Regions from separate parts of the Mus musculus genome. Here region 2 is linked to region 1. Evidence: chromatin loops called from intact Hi-C (ENCODE). Cell type or tissue: left cerebral cortex. All regions are shown on one strand. Each heading gives the region's core, and the rest is flanking DNA. Links, peaks and the distances in the headings are about the cores only. Region 1 holds the start of Gm46016 (a long non-coding RNA gene). Region 2 has its middle 21 kb from the start of Gm36234.

The links. Peaks named below come from ENCODE experiments on the same cell type or tissue, not always from the same donor. Only the 100,000 strongest peaks of a DNase experiment are listed, where the experiment ranks them.
Region 2: a loop joins it to region 1, with 2.0 times the contacts of the local background. A loop is called at or near these places in 3 of 42 quality-filtered maps.

Annotation. Positions count from the first base shown.
Region 1 is chr7:36,168,520-36,176,854 of GRCm38, reverse strand. It overlaps Gm46016 (a long non-coding RNA gene), which reads right to left and starts at 5,551. Exons shown (of 3, transcript XR_001778340.1): 1 at 5,442-5,551. In left cerebral cortex, for the core only: no CTCF peak of the experiment used is centred there; DNase peaks (open chromatin) are centred at 1,365 and 4,847.
Region 2 is chr7:35,898,274-35,906,608 of GRCm38, reverse strand. No RefSeq gene overlaps it. Among named protein-coding and RNA genes, the nearest start is that of Gm36234, 21 kb to the left of the region's middle. In left cerebral cortex, for the core only: CTCF peaks have their summits at 4,566 (motif pointing left) and 6,960 (motif pointing left); DNase peaks (open chromatin) are centred at 4,310, 4,554 and 7,739; H3K4me3 peaks cover 301 bases.

The sequences.
Region 1 (8,335 bases), core at 236-8,235:
CACAGTTCATAGTGGTCCATACAGAGTCCATGCCCTGAACACATAAGTCTTCAGAGGGACACTGAGCCATCATGTGTCCCTCTGAAGACTTATGCTAGATACTGACCTAGACAGACCCAGCATCGGAGGACTCCAACTGGAACAAGAGAAAGGGGCTACTAAATGAGAAACTTCAGAACCAGACCCTGGATTTAAACGACTCTAAAGTGCTAAAATATGTGTGTGGTAAGGAGACCCAGGTGAGTCTTAAGAAATTAAGGAAGGCCTGGGGTGATGGCTCAGTGGGTAAGAACACTGACTACTCTGCTCTTCAAGAGGACCCAGGTTCAATTCCCAGCACCCACATGGTGGTTTGCAACCATCTGTAATCTCTAGTTCCAGAGGATCTGACTTTCTCTTCTGGCCTCCTCAGGCACTAGGCACACACATGGTGCAGACAAAAGAATCATATACATAATATAAAAGTAAGTATTAAAGAAATTTCCAGAAAGAAAATAAGGTACTGAGCTAATGAGAATTAGGTGGAGTATAGCTCTGTCATAATGTGTACTCAGCAAGTGACAGACTCAGCATGCATGCATGTGCACACACATATATGTATGCACACACAGGACTCACTGAGCATCATCAGCGTGGAGGGTGAACTGGTGGAAAAGGACAACTCTCAGAGGGACAAGCCTTGCTGAGTCACAAAGGACTCTTCATCTTAGGGGCACAGAAAGTCACTGAAGTGTAAAGCTCCCAGATGACATGGGCAAGCCCGAGTTTTAGAAGGACCATTCTGGTTTCCTTCGGAGAGAAGAGACTGGTACAAAGGAGGACCAGTTCGGCTCAGGGGTCATCTTACCAGAGACCAGGAGCCCTGGCTATTATCTATTTGTTAACTAAGCTAACAGGGAGGGAGGGAGGGAGGAGAAGAGGCAAGGCCAAAGCTTTAGGTCCTCCCATCCCCAACTATTTAACGTGCACGGGGTTGATTCTGAAGTTTTGGAAGGAGACCCACTTCCTCACATACCCCCAAAGCATTTTCACTACCCACCTAAATAGCACACCCACCTGCAGAAAGGGATATATGTGGCTCCAAGCCTCCCATCCAGAAGTTGGTCACTTTGGTGGCAGGGAAGGGAACATGGACTTCTAGCCACAGTATAAACCCCAATAGGCCAGAGGGCCAGAGATGCCAATCTGTGGGTTCTGTCCGTGTTCTCTTCTAAGGGTCCAGGGGCCTGCAGCTCAAGTGCCATATGTATACAGTTCAACACCAGCTCTGCTATTGACATGATGTCAATGGAGAGGGATGCATCAGGCTGCTCCACCACCGTGCGGATCATGTGTCCCACATTGATTAAGCTTCCTGGTCCTCCTCAGCAGCTGCTCTACTCCCACCACTCAGCCTGGTGAGCTGTTCTCCATCATGGGCTGCTAATTAAGGATTGTCGGGGTGGGGAGCTTCACAGGCAAGTCCTGAATCCTTGTCCCAGATCTCAAAAACAAATTCCCAGGACTTTGCCTCTAAAAACAAAGGAGAGGAATGTTTTCAGGGATGGGTTTCTGTCTTTTGGCTTGCAAAATGACAATATGCCCCTTGTAGGAAATGTTGAGAACAGTACATTCGTTTAAGCATGTAAACGCAAAAATGTGAACTTTGTGATCCTAACTTGTAATTGTGCTTAAATTATTCCATGTATGCTTCTGTGAGCCTGTATATGCCTCTGTGTGTGTGTGTGTGTGTGTGTGTGTGTGTGTGCGTGCGTGCGTGCGTGCGTGCGTGCGTGCGTGCGTGCGTGTGCGCGCGCGCACGCGCACGCTGTGTTGTTAAATTACAGTGTTCGTTTTATCATTCACCCTTTGTCTTTAGGAATCTATTGCTGTGATAAAACACCAGGACCGAAAGAAACTAAGGGAGAAAAGGGTTTATTTAGGCTTCAAAGTTCCCCATCACAGTCCATCATTGAAGGGAACCATGGCAGGAAATCAGAGCAGGAACCAGGATGCAGGAGCTGATGCAGAGGCCATGAAGCAATGCTACTTACTGGCTCGTGGCTTGCTCAATCTGCCTTCTTATGGCACCCAGGACCACCTGCTCAGGTGTCTGCAGTGAGCGGGTCCCTCTTGATACCAATCGCTAAAATATACTACAGGCTTGCCCACAGGCCAATGGGCAGGAGAATTATCCCAGCCTTCTTCTAAACGGATTGTAGCTTCTGTCACATTGACATAGAACTAGCCAGAACATCCTGGGACTGTTACGATAACTCTTATAATTAATACTGCAGTGAACATCCTGAGGATAAATACCTAAAGAGGAGTTCAGAAGATTTCTGATTTAGTATAGGAATGAGAATAGATTATAGAAAGGAACAGGTTATTAATACTTTGTTTTGCATTATGAATTTGCTTTATTGAAATATTGAACTTTAGAAATGTATAGATTTAAAGCAGGGAATATAGCTGCTCAGTGGTAGAGCTCCTGCCTAGAATCCCTCAGTGAGGGGCTGGGGGCGTGGCTCAGTGGTAGAGCCCCTGCCTAGAATCCCCCAGTGAGGGGCTGGAGGGTGTGGCTCAGTGGTAGAGCCCCTGCCTAGAATCCCCCAGTGAGGGGCTGGGGGTGTGGCTCAGTGGTAGAGCCCCTACCTAGAATCCCCCAGTGAGGGGCTGGAGGGTGTGGCTCAGTGGTAGAGCACTTTCCTAGCATCCATTAGATCCTAGTTTTAATACCCAGTACCACAAATACAAAGAAGTGTATTCATTTATTATCCCAGCAACAGAAAAGACTCTTTACAAGTATTCCAGATAACTTTGTCATGTAAATGAAATACCATCACCTGGACAGGTATGGTGGGACAACCTGCAATTCAAGCTCACTGGGGTGAGGAGTGGTGAGGCAGGAGAGTCAAAAAGTTTCAAGAATGACAGGGTTACATAGTTAAGACAGATTTGGGGGACACTCACTTAATCCTCCTTCTTACCCTGGTATCAAGAGTTGACACTTATTTAGATTGTTCTAATTTCTGGATCTGTGCAAATTCTTCCTGTCAGTTATAATTTGATGTCTTTTAAAGTTGAGTTCCTTTGTGTCATTAGCCACTGTGACCTTCTGCTCATGTATTTTAGATTTTTGTTGTTGTTGTTGTTGTTGTTGTATATTTACCCATTTGTTACTGATTTGTAAGCACTTGATACATGATAAGAATGCAAAAGAAGTTTTGATTGCAAAGTTACCTCTGGCTCCCTTGGTAGTGTAATGTGGCTTTGCCTATGATCTCCTTGCATGGTGAGTTGTCTTGTTCTAGGTGGTCAGGTCTTAGTCCTCTGGCCCGTGCCTCATGCTTTCACTGTCTGCTCTTGGGAAGTACTTATGTACAAAGTTCTCAGAGAAAATATTCATGTGGGCTTTTAACTTTACATTACATTTATTTCATTGTATTATACACAGAGGGACACAGGTATCATGGCATGCGTGAAGAGGTCAGAGGACAGGAGTCAGGTCTCTCCTTCTACCGTGCTCTAGGAATTGGATGAAGGCCCTTAGCTTCTCAGCTAGCACCTTCACCTACTGAGCCACCTCGATGGCCCAAATACTCATGCATTTTCTCAAACTCTTTCTGTGATTTCAAATAAACGTTCTACCAATCTGAAAATCTGTTACTGGGTATTGTACTAAGGTGAAAAAAAAAATTCTTTACAGTCAAGAGAGTGAACCAATTTAATGAACCGGATTATTCCCTTAGTTTTAAGACTTACTTTTTATTATTTTAATGTGTGTGTGTGTGTGTGTGTGTGTGTGTGTGTGTGTGTAAAAGAGAGAGAGACAGAGAGACAGACAGAGGGAGAGGGAGAGAGACAGAGGGATAGGGAGAGGGAGAGAGACAGACAGAGGGAGAGGGAGAGAGACAGACAGAGGGAGAGGGAGAGAGACAAACAGGGAGAGGGAGAGAGACAGACAGAGGGAGAGGGAGAGGGAGAGGGAGAGGGAGAGGGAGAGGGAGAGGGAGAGGGAGAGGGAGAGGGAGAGGGAGAGGGAGAGGGAGAGGGAGAGGGAGAGGGAGAGGGAGAGGGAGAGGGAGAGGGAGAGGGAGAGGGAGAGGGGATGTGGGTATGTGCATGTGAGTGCAGCTGCCTGTAGAAGCCAGCAGAGGGCGACAGAGACCCTGGAGTTAGTCCTTTACACAGTTGTGAGCTGCTCTATGTGGGAGCTGGGCAGGGAGCTGAAGTCTTCTATGAGCACAGTGTATGCTCTTCACTCCTGGGTCCTCACTCCAGTCCAAGACTTGCCTACAGATCGAATGCCACAGGCTCTTTAATGGAATACATATTTATGTGTGACTGCTTCAGCTCCCCTTGGGATGTTTCCATGGTTCATGGGTCTATTTCACCGAGAAACCAAACTATTCAAACAAATGCAAAGCTCTACCGACATCACCACATACTGTTCACCCAGAACCTCCACCTCTTCCTAATCCTTCTAGAATGCTCTTGGCAATTCTGAAACATCAAATGGACTTCAGAATAAATTTATAACTCATGAGGCCTCCAAAGACCCATGGATAGTCTCACTTAAATATATATTATTAGTATACATTAAGATTTTTCAGTAGTATCTTAGGGTTACTACTACTATGACGAAAACCATGACCAAAAGCAATTTGGGGAGGAAAGGTTTATTTGGCTTACATGTCACAGTCTATTGAGGGAATTCAAGGCAGGAACTCAAACAGGGAAAGAAAGTGGAAGCAGGCACTGATGTAGAGGTGGTGGAAGAGTGCTGCTTACTGGCTTGCTCCTCACGACTTGTTCAGCACTATTTTTTTTTATCACCCAGAACCCCACCCACAATGAGCTAGGTCCACCCACATCTATCACTAATTAAGAAAACGCACCATGGGCTTGCCAAACGCCTGAGATTATTACAGAGGCAGTTTCTAAACTAAGAGTCTCTCTTCTCAAATGACTCTAGCTTGTGTCAAGTTGACATAGAAACTAGCCAGCAAAAATAGCATAGGGTATTTTTATTTGCATTCCTTCCTTTTAAAATTAATTACTAATGTGTGTGTGTGTGTGTGTGTGTGTGTGTGTGTGTGTGTGTGTCTTTATGTGCTGAACAATCCCACTAGCCCCTTAGTCTTTTTAAAATCCATTTCTCTGTATTTCTTGTGGGTTTTGTGCTGGATTTTTTTGTTTGTTTATTTTGGCTGAAAATGTGCATGGTATTTTTATAACTCATGGCATCACTCTTTTCCCTTATTTTTATTAGTTCTTTGAGAATTTCTTACAAATTATTTTGATCCCATTTGTTCCTCCATGAACTCCTCCCAGCCCCACCTCTTTCTGCCCATCCAATGGTATGTCTCTCTCTCTTTTTTTTTTAATTTCCTGAGTCTAATTTGTGCTGCACATATACACTTGAATGTGTGACCTTCGATGACACATGGTCAACTCACCAGGGATTCACCTCTCAAGAAAATTGACTCTTCCTCTCCCAGGTTGGTCACTGTCAGCTTCAATGGATCCTCAGCTAGAGGTGGGATGCCATGCCGTCCTTCCCATTGCATGCTGGGATTTTGTCTGACTTGGGCATGCTGTCATAATGGCCCTGTTAGCTTCAGTAAATACTGTTTCCTTGGATTCATCTCCCATCTTTGACTCTTTCACCCTTGCCACACCCCTTCTTCCATAATGCTTCCTAAGCCATGGGAAGAAAGAGTCAGGTACAGTTGTTCCATTTAGGACCGAGCAACCCACATCTCTTACCTTACTCTTGGCATCTTGACCTGCTGTGGCTCTGTGTTAATCAGCCATCTACTTCAAACAGAAGTTTTGGGGTTTTGTTTGTTTTTGTTTTTGTTTTTTGAGACAGGGTTTCTCTGTGTAGTCCTGGAACTCACTCTGTAGACCAGGCTGGCCTCGAACTCAGAAATCTGCCTGCCTCTGCCTCCCAAGTGCTGGGATTAAAGGCATGCACCACCACTGCCCAGGCTCAAACAGAAGTTTTTATTGCATTCTTATTTTAGCTAAATATTTTATTGCTGGTGTCAGCAGTACAGCATCACTCTTAGTGTGTTCCCTTGTGTTTACCACCCAGACATTTCTGTCACATTAACAGCAATAACATCAATTGCTTTCAAAAGAGCCCTTTTAATTTTTTTTTTAATTTTTATTTTATTCAGTGGGCCACAATTTCAAAGCTATGAGAACTTCTATACATATGTCTGAGAAAATGAAATCCATGCCACGGAGAGTTGCAAGCCAGTGTTTAGTTGAGCTTAGTCATAATAGCTGAGACGTGGGGTCTGCCTACATCCCCATCGGTCCAGGAGCAGACAGAGAAGTTGTGGTCTATACATACAACAGGATAGTTTTAAACCACAAAGAAGAATGAAATCGTGTTGTTTATACCAGAATGGGTAGTTCTGGAGGGCAGTGTATTAAATGAATAAGCCAGAGACAGAGATACAGACACTGCATGTGGCACCTTAAAATTAATGTTGACCTCAGAGTAGTGACAACTAGAGAATGAGAAGATAAAGTGGCTGAACAGAATGGAGACTCCCTTAGATCGTTCAGCATCACCTTAAACTCCTCGGCGAATCCAGTACAGTTTTCAAAGCCTTCATTCAAAACAGTAGAAGCCATAGGAATCCTTTCTTATTTAAATAAAAATTTTCCTTTCTTATTTTTAAGAATTATTCCTCTGCAGATCTGGGAGTTAGAACATCTTCGTTAATAAATGTTCTTAAAAGGACTAATTTCTATGGTATTAACAGCTGAGTGGCTTTTGGGTTTTGTTTCTGGGATTGGTTATTGCGTTTCATTACAAACCATGTCACTGGGAAATGGGCATCAATTTTCTTCCTGATTTTTTATTTTTATTTTTATTTATTTATTTATTTATTTATTTATTTGTTTATTTATTTTTGCTAATGTGCTTATGTATACTAACACGTGCTCTAATATTAGACAACCCTGGAATTATTGAATGTCAGGAAATGTCGTCAGAGGCTGTGGCGGCTCTTGTCCTGCCCTCATCGTTCTATTATTTTAGTTAGTATTTTAATACTGTGTTCAAGAATTTCTCTCTGCTGAGCTATCTTTTTCCAGCTGAAGTATCAGATCGCCTCATGAGACAAATAAAGAAACATTATTTTGAAAATAACTATATGTTCTGAAACTGTATAAACATTTTACAGTGTTTCTCATAGAAGCTTCTTTGTTGCAGGTGAAGTGTTTGTGTCTGCAAACAGTCCTCGCCCAGAGTTTGGGTGCATTCAAGAGTCTGGGCTGGAAAGATGGCACACCGGCTGCTCTTGTAAAGGACACAGGTTCAGTTCCCAGCATCCTCAGAGTGACTTGAAACCATCTGTCACTCTAGCAGGGGACAACACAACCCCTCTTCTCACCTCCACAGGCACAAAGCATGCACATCATGAGCACATATGAACTTATAGGCAAAATATTCATATTCACGAAATAAAATAAGTAAATCTTAAAAGAAAAAAGGAGTTCTAAGCTTCTGGGTTGTTTTATGTAACATATATTTCCTTCTCAAAAACAGCAAATTAATATGTGCATTTTATAGTTTCTTTAGGCACCAATACTTTCAAATTTGAAATTTCATTTTTTTCACCATGTTTATTCCATTTTTAAGGAGGAAACTTGCCCTCATATTCTTGCTAAATAAATACAAAAATTAGCTTATAATTGTAATGAAACAAAATTAAAGTTTATATGTTCATATTCAGCCTGTTCTGTGACTATGTGCTGGGTTTTTTTCATGTAAATTATTTTCTGAACTTTCATTAATTTAATGCTAAAAATAAAAGATTATGAATATAGGAGTATTGAAAACTGTGTCTGTATTTTTTTTAAAATACAGACCCAAAAGTAAGTTTTCTACATATGCAATGTTATATATGTGTGACTAGACAATACATAAAATGTTTTAAGTTGCAACTATATTTATTATATACTTAACAATATGTATTAACATTGTCATTTCCTTACATCCTTTCCTTCCTGTCGTACTCTTGATTTATTATTACTTTTCTATATGTTACCTTGAACCTAACAGTCAACTGATGTGGGAAGATAATTAATACAAACATATAAAAACAAGTGCATAATATAAGCAGACGATCGGCTAATATTAGTAACCTTGCATTTTTAAGTTTAATGAACCCGAGGCTGGAGAGGTGGCTCCTCTGTGAAGGGCACTGCCTGCTCTGGCAGAGGACCCAGGTTTAGTCTCTGGCATCCACATGGTGGCTCCCAACTGCCTGTCATTCCAGTCCCAGGAGGACTAATGCCCTTCTATGGTCCCCAGGAACACCTGCACTCA
Region 2 (8,335 bases), core at 104-8,103, 270 kb after region 1:
CTCTTCCCCACTTCCCCTTCCCCTCTTCCCCTCTTCCCCTCTTTTCCTCTTCCCCTCTTTTCCTCTTCCCCTCTTTCCCCTTCCCCCTTCCCCTCTTCCCCACTTCCCCTTCCCCTCTTCCCCACTTCCCCTTCCCCTTTTCCCCCCTTTTCCTCTTCCCCTCTTCCCCTCCCCCATTTCCCCTCTTCCCCTCCCCCACTTCCCCACTTACCCTTCCCCTCTTCCCCTTCCCCCTTCTTCTCCTTCCCTTCTTTTCCTTTTCCCCACTTCCCCTTCCCCTCTTCCCCTTCCCCTCTTCCCCTCTTCCCCTCTTCCCCTCTTCCCCTCTTCCCCTCTTCCCCTCTTCCCCTCTTCCCCTCTTACCCTCTTACCCTCTTCCCCTCTTCCCCTCTTCCCCACCTCCCCTTCCCCTCTTCCCCTCTTCTCCTTTTCCCCTCTTCCCCCTTTTTCTCCTTCCCCCTTTCCCCTTTCCCCTTTCCCCTTTCCCCTTTCCCCTTCCCCCTTCCCCCTTCCCCTTTTCCTCTTCCCCTTCCCCTTCCCCTTTCCCTTTCCCTTTCCCTTTCTTCTTCTCCTTCCAGTGGCTTTACAGCTACAAGATCCACCCTGCAGCTCTCTGACAATCTTTGCTCAGAGATCACAGGAATGCTGACATGTCTGAGGCCCCAAGAACTTTGGCTTTTGTCATCTTCACTGGGAAGGGGTCATCTGACCTCTAACTTCATCCCTTCGGGGTTCCTGTGGGTAAGGAACACCTCAAAATCCCCAGGACTCCAGTCGTAGCTGAGGGACAGAATAGTCCTAAGCACAGCACAGTGGAGTACAGCCCACTGACCACAAACACAAAGGTGTGTAGGAAACACTGCTACAGGGGGACCCAACATCACTCAGGCTGTACTTAGTCACTGAAGTCAGGGCAGGAACCTGGAGGCAGGAGCTGATACAGCTGCCATGGAGGGGTGCTATTTACTGGCTTGCTCCTCATGGCTTGCTCAGTCTGCTTTCCTATAACACCCAGGACCACCAGCCTAGGGTGGACCTGCCCACAATGGACTGTGCTTCCATAGGAATCTTCAATCAATAAAATGCATTTTGGACTGGCCTGCAGGCCAGTCTTCTTTCTTCAAATCCCACATCCCAGATGACTCAGGCTGATATAAAACTCATCAACACAAATGTGGATGGTCCAGAATGCAGTCAGGTCTTTCCCAGAAACCATTTTCACTTCCTCACTTCCAGTGCCTTCCAGAATATTCCCCTTGTCTTAGCAGGCAGGAAATGCTGAGGCTTTGTTGATCTCAGTCTGCTCCATTGACCTGAGCATCACCACCTTTGTATGTAACTTATTTCGATTCTGTAGCAACCAGACGCCCCATACACCTGCCAGCATTCCCATTGTGAAAGGCAAGCCAGAGAGAGGCTGAGATGAGGAAGTCCTCACCCATGCCAAGCTGCTCAGTTACTCCCTACCCTGGCCCCCGGTTTTCCCTCATCTTGCCCTGTCCCTCCAGCTGTTCTGAACTCGCCCTACTCCTTCCTCTTCCCTCCGATGTGACTTTGGATCATAAAATGAAACGACTCAGTGTTTATGCTTCTAGCTACATTTATGTTTAAGAGTAAGATGTTGAGTTTAGTTTTAATGATGGAGGAAAAAAAAAAAAGCCTTTCAGAGGCTAGCTCACTGAAACTCATTATGTACTATAAAGGCCACTATTTAAAGATTCCGTAATTCTACTGATAATCTTTTTAAGGCAGATTTATAGCAGAAAATAGTTAGATTCTTTGACTTTAGTTATAATTTTCCATTCTGTAATTTAATACTCCCTTAGTTTATATTTGCGCATTAAAAGACGGGATCTAAAAGTCCATCATTAAATACTTTTAATAAGTGCAATAAATAAGTTTTACAGTGCGCATAAATCTAAAAACAAAACCTAACATAAATTGTTAATCTTACACTTTTTCTCATTAATTGCAATACATAAACATATGTTTTATACAAAGATATTTGCTCCAAAATAAGTATAATAAATACCACATGTATTAACCTTAATAGTTACAAGCTGTTAATCTTATATATTAGGTAATAATTTGTAATAAATAATTGTTTATTATCTTGATGTTTGCTTGTCTTGGGTTTTAGCAATATGCAATAAAGAAATGCAATTTTGAATAATTTGATTGTAGGACTACTGGGAAAATACTGTATGTTATAATTAGCTGAGAGATGGTTCTGCTCCTGAGAACCAGGAAAAAGGGGGGTTCAATAATCTAAACATATGTTATTGAGTCCATAAATAATTTTTAAAGTTGAGTTTAGTTTCAAAGAAGAGAAAAACACTAAAACTTAAATACAAATGGATAAGCGAAGCCGTTTTCCCTGAGCTTGAGCCTCCGTCTTGGTGTATGCAAAAGAGATAAGAAAACCGGAAGCCCCACAGGAAGTGCCCGGCCGAAGCTGAGACAGGGGTATAGCCACGACTCTAGGGAAGAGTGGACTACCTGTCCTCATCCACACCCGCAGGAACAACTTCGGGTGTGTGCACAAACGCAGCACCCTCCAGAGCGCCCTCAGCTCCTTGAGCGCCCTGGCAGAGAGGGGTTGGAAGGAAGGGGCTGGCTGGGAGGGGCAGGCAGGAGAGGCTGGCTGGGAGGAGGGCCTGGCACCATTCCTAAGCTTAATAGAAACCACTAGTCTTATGAGTAAAGGTAATAATTTGTCATAAATAATTGTTCATTACCTGAGCATTTGTTTGTCTTGAAGTTTAGCATTGTGCAATAAAGCTGTGCAATTTTGAGTAATTCGATTATAAGACTGACTGGGAAATATGGTGGATTATAATGAGCCGAGGGAGGGTCCCGGGGGCTGGAAACACTGATCAGCCAAACCACCGTCCTGGGCAAGTACTAGTGTCGCTACAGCTATGCAGGGGTCTGCGGACCCGTTTCTCTTGTTTCTGCCATTGAAGTGCTCACTGGACAAAGATCTGTTCTGGATGGATTCAGTCTCCTCGTTCCAGGAGTCCCAAGACAGGAAATTCAGGGCACTGGGCCTACATCAGAGCCTTTCCTGATGCTCCGTGCACAGCACACCTGCTGGCCCGATGGCCCCAAAGGCTCACCTGTAGGTGTCCTCGTGGGAGGGGCACTACCTCCAAGATGCCCGATGCATCTCACATCAGCTCCCACCCATGTCAAGTCACACCCTTGCAGACCCACGGAACTGAAGGAGGCAGCCTCAGACAGGAACAATGCTGAGGGCGAGCAAGAGCCTGTGTGCGTGGGTCACAGGCGAGCAAGCACAGGAATACAAAGACTCACCTCAGGTCTGAGAAAGGGAGGAGGGAAAGAAGAAGGGACCTGTAAGAAATTAAAGAGGAAAGGGGGTAGGGTTAGAGGGGCAGGGAGAAGGAAAGAGAAGAGGAAAAAAGAAAGAGGAGATGGCATGGAAATGTGGGCCTGTAGAGTAGGAAAAGGATAGAACAGAATAGTGAACCTATGGTGGTCTGCTGCAGATCTTCGACAACTTATAGCTGTCATCCCCCCAGCGCATGCGCAGCCAGAATGCCTTGTGGAGCAACACAGGTACTGGCTCCCCGCCGTGCGTTCCATAGCTGCTTCTGTGTTTTCACATCTCACCTTTCCACACTCTGGTGTTAAGGAACATGAGGCTGGCTCCTCTTTGCAGAGACCTTGAAAGCTGGAGTCAGGGGCGTGGCCTCAGCAGGAACAGACGAGTCGCTCTCGGAGAACTTCTTGCCTAGATCTGGACCTCAGACAGAGCTGGTTCCAGGTTCTCAGCACCAAGTTCTGTGAACCTGGGGCCCAAAGCCCCTGAAAATAAGACACCTCCTTATCTGCCTTCCATGGGAGAGCAATCCTGTCTCTCTGCCTGGGGCACTATTCGGGGACAGGCTGGAAGAGTAGACTTACCCACCTTGTTTCCCACTCTTCCACACAAAAAGCACACATGGACACTAAGCCCAGAGCTGCCCTTTTCCTAGAACCTCAGAGGGAGGGGCCCCTCCCACCCCATCCAGATCTTGGAGAGCTCTCTAAGGCTCCAAAGGGTCCCCAGAGCCCTGCCCCAGCAGCAGCTCATCCGAAGAAGCAATTAGGGGGATTGTCAAGAGATAAAGGCTAGCCCAGACTTCAGGTGGGACTCAGCCTGCAGCTTGGACTACCGTGCCACCCCCAAAAGATGACATGTAAAGCTCCTTCTCCTTGCAAATTCAAAGGGAGGCGAAGAGTGTGGGAAAGTCTGCTGGCCAGAGGCAAGTATTGCAAGGCCCTATGAGGACCTCTGGGGATATAAGGAGCCATCTCCACTCTCTGGGCGGCGCTGGGGCAACTGCGGGAATCATGCAGCCAGATGAAGCTCATAAATTTCCCCTATGAACAATTGTTTTCATTTCCCTCCCATGCCACTAGATATTATAAGTGGAAAGCAAAACACAAGTAAATATGTTCATTCCACTCTGTGATCGGTGATAAACGAGAGGCTGCGCCGGCTGACAAAGGTCATCAAAGCCGCCAGCCCGGAGTCTGCGAGCGGACACTGCCACCCTCCGGCCATGTGAGAAACTGCATCCGCTGCCGCCACCCGGACTCCACAGCCCTCCCCAGGCTGTAGGCACCTGCTGTGAGCTCCTTCCGCAGAGGTTGAGGGCTGCCATCCTGCATCACACAGGACATCCAACACATGACACATGCAAATGACAGAAAAACTATAAAGCAAGGCAAAAAAAAAAACCCTCAAATTTAAAACTAGCCACCATCCCTAATCACCTCTCTCATGAAGACAACTTACTAACATTTCAGTCTGTTTGGCTTCAGTTTTGATGAGGTAAATGGGCATAGGAAAAGAGCAAGGCTTTTTGTCTGAAGACCTGATGTTTGACCTAGTGTTCAAATTAAAGTAAATTCTGTAAACAGCTGGAAAATACCTTTTTAAGGGCTGCATAATATTTTCAATTTTAATTTCACTAGTATTACTATTGCTAGTGGCAATGCACTGTGCGTGTGTGTATGTGTGTGTGTGTGTGTGTGTGTGTGTGTGTGTGTGTGTGTGTGTGTGTGTGTGTGTGTGTGAGTGTGTGTGTGTGTGTGTGTGTGTGTGTGTGTGTGTACGATGGGAAGAGGATGTAGGTATGGAGGTCAGAGGATAATCTGTGGGAGTCAGTTTTCTCCTTCCACACTGTGGTTCCCAGGGATCAAACTCAGGTTGTCAGGTTTGGCCGGCAAGCATCCTACCAGGATAAGCCACGGGGCTGGTGGGGTGTTTTAAGTTGTAGGTGTACCAAGTTCATTCCCCCTCTTCAATTGTTTACGTCCCTGCAGCTGATACGGAGGCTAAAACCTTTTATTCAGAAACCCTTCTTCATATGACTTAAAAACTTAAAGGCAGAATTACTGAATGAAATGAAATGTGTATTGCTGGCATGCTAATGCCCTCCCATCCATCCTTTCAACTTTAATATCAACCCCAGGCAAAAATCCAGTTCAAGCTTTCTTGACATTTTGCCACATTTATACCAAGGTCCATCAGAAAAAAAAAAAAAACTGAGGAATCTCCAAGAAACATCTTTTTTGTCAAAAACAGGGGCAAGTGATTAAGACCTATTCAGTCAGATATTAAAAGACAGGAAGCTACGGAACTGAGAAATCTGAAGCCCACCCAGAAGCAGCTGGAGCCAGGTGCTGACAGTCAAACTCGGGGGTGTGTCCTCACTGTGGGAAAACGATGGCTGACAGGTAAAGATGTGAGCACAGCCTGACTAGATCAGAAAACAAAACCGGCATCTTCCTCCAGGATTCTCCTGCCTAAAACCCTGTAGGGATGAAAGATTGGGGTTCTGAAGTGGCACATGGAGGCTACGAATCAGATATGAAAGGGAAGTCCTTTCTGTAGGCAATTCCAAAGGCAAAGACTGGGGCAGAAATAGTGGTATCTGGATATAGGGGGCCCACCTATAGCTGAGTGTGGTGATGCACTTATGTATAAAACTCTCAAAGAATAAGCAAGAAAACATCACTTTGAAAAAGATAGCTAGATTTGAATTGTAAAAGTGAAAAGGCCCTTCTGTCAAAAAAAAATATATAATTTCCGAGATTGAAAGGCAAACCAAAACCAAGGAGAAAAAAAGTATTTTTGACACACGTAATGGAAAGTTGAATGCCCCTAATGTACTCAGCTTCCTTACAAGTGAATAAGAGATATTTCAATAGAAAAAAAATGGATTGAGGACATGAATAGCAATTCACAAAAGAATAAATACAAATGATAAATATGCATAAAAGATGTTCAACCTTATTAGTAATCAAACATATGCAAATTAAAACAGCAGGGAAAGTGCGTGTCTGTCCCCGTGTTGGTAAAGACAAAAAAAAGGTGGTAGAGAGAGGTAGGAAAGCGAGGTGTCACCGCCCTGGTACGAGGTGAACTAGGCAACCTTGAAGAAGGATACTTTGTGATAAACACGTGTAACCCCAGGACTTGAGAGGCTGAGGCAGGAGGATGGGGAGTCTCAGGTTAGCCTGGGCTACATAGTGAAATCTATCCTGTCTTTAAAAAGAAAAAAAAAAAAAACTCGGGATTCAGATATTTTGTTTCCAAAGGAACCAATCAGTGATATACATGGGGATTGGCTACACTGTGTTCTTTCCTCCCAGAAGCGAGCCAGGGTCCAACAACAGAAGGGAACTTGTATTCCATATATATTCGTGGGATAGGGAAATAGAAAGTGTGACATTGGGTATAAACAATAGTGTAGAAATGTTGCGAACTTCTAAGATTTTTTTTTCATAACTGTTTTATAGCACGGAAAAAAAAACCCAAGTACAGAAGCTAGAGAAATAGCCCAGCAGATAAGCTCAGTGGCTACAGGGGACTTGGATTCAGTTCCCAGCACCCACATGGTAGGTCACAGCTTATAACGAAGTTTCAGGTGATCGGATGCCCCCTTCTGGTTCCTACAAGCACTGCAGACTTGTGGTGCACTTATATACATACAGCCAAACACTCCTACACTCAAAATAAAAATAAATTATTTTGTTTTGGGAGCCAGCCTAGTCTACATAGTGAATTCCAGACCAGCCAAGGCTACATAGTGAGGGAAGAAAAACCTTTTTAAAGCAAGGCAGAAACAATGAAATAATGCTTCATACAACAGTGAAAGTTGCTAGGTTATCCATCCCAAACCAATTACCGGTGAGATTTCAAGTCCTTTGTTTTCCAGTGGCCTTTTATTTTATTTTGTTTTTACCCTTCCACATTTAGCAATGTCCTACATCTACCACTTGAGGATTAGGAAGTCAGTGGTTTGGGGTTTCCTCGAACCATCATACTGACCACATGACCACATGACCACTGCACCATGTGATCATCTTCTTTCATCTGTTTGGGCATCAGATGGTCTTGGAACACATCCCAGAGCCAGGCATGTTCTAAAAGCCTGGTGATCCCCTGTTGAGGAAGTTGGAATGAGTTAGTTAAGCAGCTCGGTGGGATGGTGTTCTGATCCCTTCTGTGGGAGCAGACACTAGGGGCAGGAGAAGAGAGCTAGCCCTAGGAGGGAGTTCAGAGATGGCTGCTCTGCAGAGATGAAGGTAAGAAGACCTGAGCTGCTGGGCGGGATGGTGTACACCCTGTAAGCCCAGCACTCCAAACGCTGAGGCAGGGGGCTGTGAGTTTTACACTAGTCTGAGCTATGTAATGAGCCATTCTACTAAAAAATTTAAAAAGTGATGTGGGCTGGCAAGATGACTCAACACAAGCCTGATATCCTGAGTCAGACGCTTAGAAACCATGGTGAAAAAAAGAGAAATTACTCCAAATGTTTTTGTCTGACTTCCATACACACAGTCACACATGTACCACCACCATCATCATCATCTAAGCAATTTTTTTCAAAATATTTTTACTAATTCCTTAAGAATTTCTTTGAGAATACAATGGATTTTGATCATATTAACCCCCCCCCCCAGCTCCTAGGTCCATCTTGACCCACCCCACCCCCACCCCCACATCCACCCCCAACTTCCTATCCTTTTTGTTCTGCTTTATTTTTTATTTAACTAAAGGCATTTCATGAATGTCTTCAGGGCACAGATTGCTCAGGTGTGTTTGGAGGGTTTGTTTTTCCATGAAGTCAAGGTGAGCACTTCATATTTACACAAGAAAGAAATCTCTGCTGTCCCTACTAACCCAGGCTAAAGGGACTCGGTCCCCACCTCTCCTGGCTTCCTACTGCCCTGGTTCTGTGCACCATGTCCCCTATTTCTGAAGAAGGCCCATCATCTTCCTGAGGCATCTACCCCTTCATAGAACCACTGAGGT